Regions from separate parts of the Homo sapiens genome. Here region 1 is linked to region 2. The links are chromatin contacts, found by Hi-C or POLR2A ChIA-PET in ENCODE. All regions are on one chromosome and are shown on one strand. The core of a region is the stretch at or near the end of the contact, and the rest is flanking DNA. Distances in the headings are between cores, read along the strand shown. Region 1 overlaps TSPAN14 (tetraspanin 14). Region 2 overlaps ZMIZ1 (zinc finger MIZ-type containing 1).

Region 1 (4,305 bases), core at 775-3,274, 1.2 Mb after region 2:
CCCAGCCTTTCCTGAATACTTTTGATCCTGGTTGCTTGAATCTGAGGATGTGGAACCTGTGGATATATGGAAGACTGACAGTATATTCTAGCTGACTGTGCAATTTTGTATAAAAAGATTTTTAAGCATCTTACAGCCATAATCTTTATGCCTTTCAGGCGTGGAAACATAGAGAATGAGGAGTAAATATAATTCTAAACTCTCTTATGTAGTTTCTTTGTGACCTGTACAAAGAGAACACTTCAAATCTACATTAGGCATGTAGGTCAAATCCCTGCAGCCTACTGGAGCAGCTCCTGTAACAGCCAGCTTTTAAAGACCCAGTTATTGGAGCAAAGTTTGTTTCTCCCCAAGAATGGGCCACTCATCACTTGGAACATCTATGGTGTTCAGGAGTGGCTCCCACCCCAATGGTGTCAGCCCTGCAAGGATGACCATGCTGGTTTTGTCTTGGTATCATCTGCAGGGCCCAGCCTGGAGCTGGGGATGCACTGAAGGCTCTGTTAATAATCTTCATTGGAGGGTCAGTCTCGGGGTGAAACAGTTGCCTGCTGCCAGGTCGGGTTGCAGTGTGTCCCTCCCTATCTTTAGGCACAGCTCTCGATCCCAAACTGGGGAGCTTCTAGATGTGCTGCCCTCATCTAGTACAAATTTAAACTAGCTGCTTTAGGGAGCATTTCCTGACCAGCTTGCCACCACCACCACCTCCTTCTCTCTGCCCTCCAGCACCTACTTGACTGCACTTAGTGAAGGGAGTCATGTTCTGAGTTCCCTGAGTCAGGCACAGGTCCCACTCTGAGTTGGTGTTTGTCTCCACGGCCTCATTCTCGGTGTCTTACATGCAGCAGTGCCCTGAACATGTAGAAACAAGTCTTTAGGTGTTTGTCTCCCACAGCAAAAGTCTTTTCACCCCATGGGCTTGGCAGGCGAGCCTGTGCACTGATGGATTGCTGGGTGGTTTGCTTCAACCTTGCTGATCTAGGGAGGCCACAGGGCCCAGCCCAGTCCTCCTGAGGTCTGGAGGCACAGCACCTTGGACTCCCTGGGTTCTTGTTCACATTGGGAATACTAGTGTAGACTGGGCCCAGACTCTCCACGTTTGTTTGCAACTAGCTGAGGAAGAGGCTCTGATGTGCTCTTACCAGGGGCATATAAAAGGATTCTGTGTATAGACATTTCATGTAGACTTAGATTTTCAGAAACAGGCCTGTCATGATGATCAGGGTATGGGTATAGGACACGTGCACTATGCCTGCTTTGGCCTAGCATCCTCCCTTGAGTGGGCAGCTTCACCTTCAATGGCAGAGGGAAGTAGGTTGGGACATCAACTTGGAAGTCAAGGTGCCAGGCCTCCTTTTGCCTAGCCATTTGAGAAGTGGGGGTGGGGTGGGTAGCAGGTGTGGGGTGAGTGGCAGGTGTGGGTGACCAGGCCCTGCCTCACCTAGGTGGGCAGGTGTTGCCCTGAGGCTGCTGGTGCAGTTGAATGAGCTGCCTGATGAATCATTCTGAAAATCTCTCATGGGTGCTGGGCGTGGTGGCTCATGCCTGTGATCCTAGCACTTTGGGAGCCCGAGGCAGTAGGATGGCTTAAGCAGGAGTTTGAGACCAGCCTGGGCAACATAGGGAGACCCCATCTCCCTATGTAGCTGGGACTGCAGGTGTGCACTGAGGTAGGAGGATCACTTGAGCCCAGGAGGTCAAGGCTGCAGTGAGCTGTGACGGTGCCACTGCACTCCAGCCTGGGTCACAGAGTGAGGCCCTGTCTCAAAAACGTAAAAGTGAAAATCTCCAATGGGGCCCAAGGCCTGAATGTTTTGTTTGCTTTTTTTTTGTTCCTCCAAGAAGGACCACAAACTCTATGTTTCAGTTACTTGAAGCCAGTTATTTTGTAGTATCTCCCTTAATTTAAGTTTGTTTGTTGTTTCCTCATGGTTAGCTGCAAGTTTTGCAGTTTTGTAAGGAATACTGCGGAAATGGTGAGTTCTAGGTGCATCCCCTTGGGAGGCACATGATGTGGGTCTGAGTCATTACCGGTGATATTGACAATGATCGCTTGCTTATGGTGATGTCTGCTGGGTTTCTCCCCTCTAAGTTACTATTTTGTTCTTTGTAAGTGTCCTGTGGGGAGATACTTTGAGATTATGCAAATACAGTATGCTATTTCACATCAAACTCATGACTGGTTTTAGGACCCATTGCAGATTCTTGGCACAGTCGGTTGTTTCTGTCATGGGTGTTGAATGCGATGATTTAATTCCATAATTCCTTCTACATTTATCATTTAACTATACAGAACTGCTGTAGCTATGTATCATTGTGCTACACATAACTTTTCCTTCTTTCCTGTTTATTTATCTCTGTGTGTGTATTAGAATGGGCTCATGAATTCTTATTTTATTCAATGAGTTAAAATCCGTTGTTATTATTGTTTATTTTGCCGCTCAGATTGTTCCAGATTTGGCCAGTGGGGGCTTTTTCAAGCTGCTGTGAATGACAGCTCTTCAAAACATGCATTTCCAAGTCTATCACAGTTCTGTTGAACTAGTTGCCATATGATTCTGGAGGCAGCTCCTGAGCCGTTCTGCTGTCCTGTGGAGCATGGCGTCAGTCACAGTAGGCCCATGGTTTTTAGTGTGCACCTTGTGAAGCCTTCCTTTCCCCCAGCCACCTGAAGATAAAAGTGTCCTGCTCTGCCTGCTTCCATGTTGGGTTTCTGGGTCAGAGTTTCTTTGAACAAAGCCTCCTGTAGCTTAAAAAATAATAAAAATAGTAAGCTTGGAAGTCACTGGACTAGGTGACCTCCATTCCAGGCCCAGTGCTTCTCCCACTGAGGACTCCCCTGACTCAAATCCACCCACTCTGCTGCTTTCCTGATGACAGCACTGAGGTAGACAGAGGCCTCCTCTCACCAGGTTAATGAGGAGGCCCCTCGGTGTCCTGAAACTTGGCAGGTTTTGGGTTGTGAGTTTTTGGTGGTGGAAATTCACAGTGTTTCAGTCACTAAGATCAGGGTTTTTACAGGATGCCAGGCACTGAGACCCTCAGACCCTTTGGAGAGCCTGGTGGAGCTCAGAGCTGGGGCCCAGCCTCTCCTGCACCTGCATGTGGAGGCCATCCAGGGCTGGCGGTCAGGGGCTTGATGGCCTTGGAAGCTGGGGGCCCACCTTCCCCACACTGTGCCAGGGCAGTGTTTGTCACCCTGTGATAAAGGAGGGGATCCAGCCCCCCTGACGTTGTGCAGCTGTGTAGTGACTTCCCACAGTAAAGAGTCAAACTTCTTCACTCCAGTGAGCGGTTGCTGCCACCATGATGGGTTTTTTTTTTTTTTTTAAATTAAAGTTTTTTTTTTTCTTTTTTGTTGGAAACCACAGGTTCACATGCCACGGTGTCTGATTTTGCAGTGTTTCTGGTGGCCCCTGGATTTGGCGTTTGGGTTAATGAGGGAATGGGTCAGGGATGTGCATGGACAGTTCTGGCTCTAAGGGGTGAGTCAGAGAGAGCCGAGCCCCTCCTTCCATCCTCAGAGGGTGAGATTGCTGTGGGCAGCTGAGCAGCCTGCCCTGGCCTGCCTTAGTGATTCTCTCTCCTACTGGGGCCCATTCCCTTTCATATTCGCCTGCCCCCTCCTAGGCTTCTCTCCCTGGGCCTGCCTGTTCCTTTGGCCTGTGAATGTTCCTCAGCACCTAGTGGGCTCTAGAGACCCCCTTCTCAGATGGTAGGAATGTCTAGGCCCCAGGTGCTACTAGAGGTGCAGCAGAAACTCCGCCTTCCTTGGGGGATGTGGCTGCCCTTCCTTGGGATGGGCCTGTGATCAGGTCAGAGGCCAGTTCTGGGAGCCTCAAAGGCCAGGTGGTGTTGAAGGATTGGCTTCGGAGAATGAGAGGGAAGGAGAGATAGTAAGGATAATTTGGGGGCATGGGGTGTATGTAGCTCAGGATATGGGTGGTGGGTGTTGTCATTGTCACTTGGGTCCTTAGGAAAAAGAGGGGCCAGAGGAGGGGTGGGGTTGAAGGTAGAGAGCCAGGTAAGAGACCTTCAGACCTTCCCTGAGAGGTCATGAGGAACTGACCTGTGCCCTCAGGACGGGAGGGGAGGGGAGTGAGGGGAGGGGAGGTATTGGAGCGTGAGGAGTTTAGGAAAGCTCCTGAGTGTCTGGGTGGGTGAAGGCTGAGGGATTCTGGGTGGGGCCCCTTGGTCCATGCTTTGTCTGGTATTTGTGCCTGGTGCTTGTGTGGAAAGATGCAAATCTCTGGAACCATCAGCAGAGTAGTGTTGGAGGGTTGTGAGGCATGTGATTATCCCATA
Region 2 (3,986 bases), core at 996-3,495:
AAACTAGGAGAGGTCAGCTGGCACTTCTTTAGACGGGTTTCAGGAGACTGTCATTCCTGCAGTGGGGACCCAGTCCCTTCGCCCTTGACCATCAGGCGAGACTGCCAGATGAGTGTTGAGCAGGGCTGATGGCTCTTCCAGCAGGAAGGCTTTGTGTGGCAGGTGGCATGGAGTTGGTGCCAGTGTGCTTCTCATTGGCCCATCTTTGAGAGTGGCCACAGAAATTGGGCTGAGGAGAGAAATCAGGCTGAGAGTCAGAAATCTGGCTGAGGAGTGAGTTGGGGTGAAAAGGCCGTGCCATCCTGAAGTCAGGGTGACCCCAGATGTTACGTGGGGGCTCCGGCTCCCCCAGTTATGGGGCTCTGGGCCTGAAGCTTATCTCCCATCTGCTATGGAGGAAAGGCCCTGTCCCAGGGGTTGCGTGGAAGGGTGACTCTTGGAGTCCACGTGGCTCCTAACAAGCCTTTCCCCTTTTTTTGTGTATAAGCCAGGCAGTGACTACCCTCCAACTAGCTGGATTCAAGTCCCCTTCTGAGCTATTTTTATCCTGAACTTCCTTAGTGAGAAACCACCAAACGGCGATGCTTTGGTGAGAATCTAGGTCTTTACCGGAAGCGCAGCCTGCACAGAGTTTACACCTCGCTACATAAGGCTGCCTCCACTGCCCTGCACAGCCCTCCCCTGGCTCAGAGCCCCTGTGCCTCTCTCATGCCTCTTGATTCTCATCACAGCCTGTGCGCTCAGGGACTTTTGAGCCCCAGTTTCAGATGGGAAAACTGATGTGCCCGAGATCATCCAGTTGGGGATGTAGGAGGCCAGGCCTGGCTCCAACAGGAGCAAGACCTTGATGCCAGTGGGCTCCCTGAAGGCAGGGACCACGTGTTTCTCATCACCGTATGCCCCAGTGCCAACTGTGGTGCCTGGCGGATGGTGGGTGCCCAGTGGCTGCTGAATGATGATGGCACGAGTGGAAGGCTGGTTGGGTGTGTTTTCCCCATTGGAGTTGGGACGGGGTCGGGGGGCAGAGGGATTGAAAGAGCACTTCCAGATCTCAGTCTGCATTGGTTGAGCACCCAGTCCATGCAGTCCCTGGGAACTCTGAGATGAGTCCCTAGTCTGGAGTCAGGCAGCTAGAGGGAGAAAGGTGCTTCCACAGAGGTTCTGCGGAAGTCCTGCCCGGGGCTTCCTGAATGTTGCCCCAGGGAGTAAGGAGTGACTGAGCTGGGTCTAAGATGACGCCATTCAGTACAGTAGCCACTGGCCACATGTGGCTGTTTGTGAATTTCAATTAATTAAAGGGATGAGTTAAGCTTATCCTTGGCACTAACCACATTCAAGCACTCAGTAGCCACCGAAGGCTGGTAGCCGCCTTGTTGGGCAGCTCAGACTCTAGAACATGTCCACCACAACAGGAAGCTCCATGGACGACAGACAGCGCTGTCCAGGAGGATAGACTTAAGACAGAGGTGCAGTGAGGACACTAGCTCAGAGCCCACAAGTGTAACAGTGCAGGCGAGTCTGTTAGATAAAGAGACCTCCTGTTTCTCTAGCATTTGTTTTGTGGCAGCCTGCTGCGGGGAAGGAGTAGACCAGCCAGGCATTCCCATTTAACACAGGAGAAAACTGAGGTTCACTTTTGCCCAAGGTCATCCAGCAAGAGGGTGGCATGAGTCCCAGGTCTCCAACCCCTTGGCCAGCACTCTGTCATCCAGCAGAGGTCAGCCAGGGGGCACGAGTGGGCAGCGGTCCCAGGAGCAGCCTCAGACCTCCCTGAGGGACAGTCTTGGTGCCAGTAGGCGTCAGTCCCTGTGAAGTCATCCATTGATCGGGCGGGAGCGCCAGCTCAGCCTCGGGTCCTCAGGAACAGAGAGTTCTGTGCTGGCAGAGCTGGAAGGAGCGGGCGCGAGGCTCTCTGGGCAAGGGAGGTGTTTACCTTGAGCGATGCGGCATGGGTCCCTCGGGAGAGGCTGGCTCCTCCATGGGGAAGGAACTCCTCAGTGGGGCCTGTGGCTGGGATCCTTAGCACCACCTCAGAGAGAGGGGTACAGGCCCGAACCCAGCAGGGAGAAGGATTTCGGGACCTTTGACTGGTACAGAGTGCACCTCACCCTTGCTCTTGCCCCGCCACACCGTGTCACAGAGCATCTGCTGGGCCTCCCTCGCCCTCCTTCCCCAAGCCTCGGCTGCAGGAGGAAACTCTCCCAGGGCCTGGCAGAGCAGCAGCTGCCTCACGAGGGAGCCTGCAAAGGGAAAAACAAGGCCTCCACCCTCGAAGCACTTCCAGCTTCCCAGGGAGCTCCCTGGCCAGACACCACAGGCAGGGAAGGAAGGCCAGCCCACTGGCCGGAGGGCCGAAGGGACTTCCTGCCCCAAGGTCACATGGCAGGAGAGGCCATGGATGGAGCCAATGCCCTCTCCCAGCCCACTGCAAATCCCAGTCTCCCAGTGGGAACGTGTGGTTTATGATTTCATTGTGCCTGCTGCCTGGTTTCCTGCTCCAGCCCTGAGGTGAGGGTTAGCTTCCTGTGGCCTTGTCCCTGTGTCCTGAGGTGCCCACTCCCCCAGCAGCAGGCCTTGCTGCCGCCTCCAGCTCCCATGGCCCTGACCTGACTGAAGTGGGAGGTCTGAAAATGCGGTGGCTTTCTGCAGGGACCCCCGCACACCAGAAAGAGGGTTCTTCAAGGCCCATCAGGGCAGCTTGAGGGATGCGAGGACCTTTGGCGACACTCTCAGGTTTCCAGTCCTCTAGAGGGAGAAAATGGTCAGGGGCGGGGCACTGATGAGGCCTTTCCGGGGAGCCCTTCCAGGACCCATAGTGAGTCCCTCGGGGAAGCTCACAGTGTCCTTGTTCCCCAGGATCTGATGGGCTGTGTGCCTTTCCAAACTGATGCACAGAGCTGGGAGCTACCCCCATCACCCAGAGTACTGGGCGTGAGGACCCCTGGGTGGGCCAAGCAGGCAGTCTGCTGTCCCCCTGCCTGGCCAGGCTCAGGAAGTATGACCCTTTTCCTCCCTCTCAGTAGCCCCAGCCATGGCCCTGACTTCTCCTTAGAGCCACCCTGGGGCTTCTCTAAGCCGCAGAGACCCTGCTGGGTTCCCCAACTGCTCCCACCCCCCGTAGGGTGAGGCCAGGCCTTAGAAGTGCCTGGCCTGGGGCAGTGGTGCTGCTTTGTGTGTACTGGGTGAATGGAGAACAGGGGATTTAGCCAGGACACTCACATTTTCTGAGACTGAGGCTCCCAAACCACCCTGGAGAGTTGTTGGGTCTGAGGGGAGGCCCGGCCCCTGTGATTTGGCTTGTAAAGCTCCCCAGATAATTCTGATGCTATTGGTAGAATCATGGCTCCCAACACTAGCCCTGAAGTGATTGTATCTGTAGTCTGGTGCCAAATTAGTGTGTGACCTTTGGCAAGTCACTTCCCCTCTGGGGGCCTGAGTGTCTCATCTCTGCCTCATCTTTATCTCATCTCTAAAAGGTAGACTCCACTCCAGGGCCTCAATACCAGCCCTGTGCCAGAGAGGTGGGGAGAGAGGAAAGTGAGAAAGAAGCTTGGGCCATGTCTTTGGGTGCCACCACCCGCATCTGGGTGTGCAGTGGGAAATATTAGGGTGCAGCACGGCAAGAGAGAATTAGATGAACAGAGGCCTATGCTCTACACCCCAAGAGCTATAGAAGGAAGAGGGGAAAATGGTGACTTTCAGGCTGGAGCGGCCTGAAACACTTCCCAGGTGAAACTTGATTTTGGAAATGGGCAGGATGAGAAAGGACTGTTGGGTGGGAGGACTAGTAGCTGCGAAGGCTTGGAAACCAGGAGAGGTATGGCGCTTGATGAGAAAGGAGGATGTCCCTCCAGATGGCAGGGGGGAGGTTAGCAGGAGCTCGAGGAGAGGTTGAGTGAGGCTGCTGCAACACCTTCAGGGCAGTGGGGAGCCATCAAAGGCTTTGGAGCCTCAGAGGCACTGGGACTCCTCCTGCTTCTAGGAGC

What was found. Hi-C counts contacts between places; a loop is a spot of excess contacts on that map. ChIA-PET counts read pairs that join two places held with the same protein, here RNA polymerase II (POLR2A). Pooled maps may share reads with other maps.
Region 1: a map of OCI-LY7 shows a loop between it and region 2 (7-fold over the local background). The contact joins two enhancer-like sites. A Hi-C loop is called at or near these places in 1 of 168 maps with a recorded cell type or tissue (OCI-LY7), 1 of 37 single-sample maps with no recorded cell type and 6 of 50 pooled maps. POLR2A ChIA-PET finds 5 or more read pairs at or near these places in 1 of 52 experiments (WTC11).

Annotation. Positions count from the first base shown.
Region 1 is chr10:80,470,372-80,474,676 of GRCh38, forward strand. All of the region lies in intron 1 of TSPAN14 (tetraspanin 14), which reads left to right. Among named protein-coding and RNA genes, the nearest start is that of TSPAN14, 18 kb to the left of the region's middle. RefSeq lists enhancers at 872-1,111, 1,122-1,191, 1,892-2,121, 2,754-2,803. Within about 2 kb of position 2,025, at least 15 of the 41 ENCODE cell types and tissues checked have a DNase peak (open chromatin) inside an H3K27ac peak, as active enhancers do; they include OCI-LY7, where a contact is called at or near this core.
Region 2 is chr10:79,244,512-79,248,497 of GRCh38, forward strand. All of the region lies in intron 7 of ZMIZ1 (zinc finger MIZ-type containing 1), which reads left to right. Among named protein-coding and RNA genes, the nearest start is that of PPIF, 100 kb to the right of the region's middle. RefSeq lists cis regulatory regions at 13-845, 219-719, 3,836-3,986, enhancers at 496-575, 1,406-1,485, 1,706-1,875, 1,886-1,935, 1,966-2,045 and 2 more and a silencer at 2,781-2,850. Within about 2 kb of position 2,246, at least 27 of the 41 ENCODE cell types and tissues checked have a DNase peak (open chromatin) inside an H3K27ac peak, as active enhancers do; they include OCI-LY7, where a contact is called at or near this core.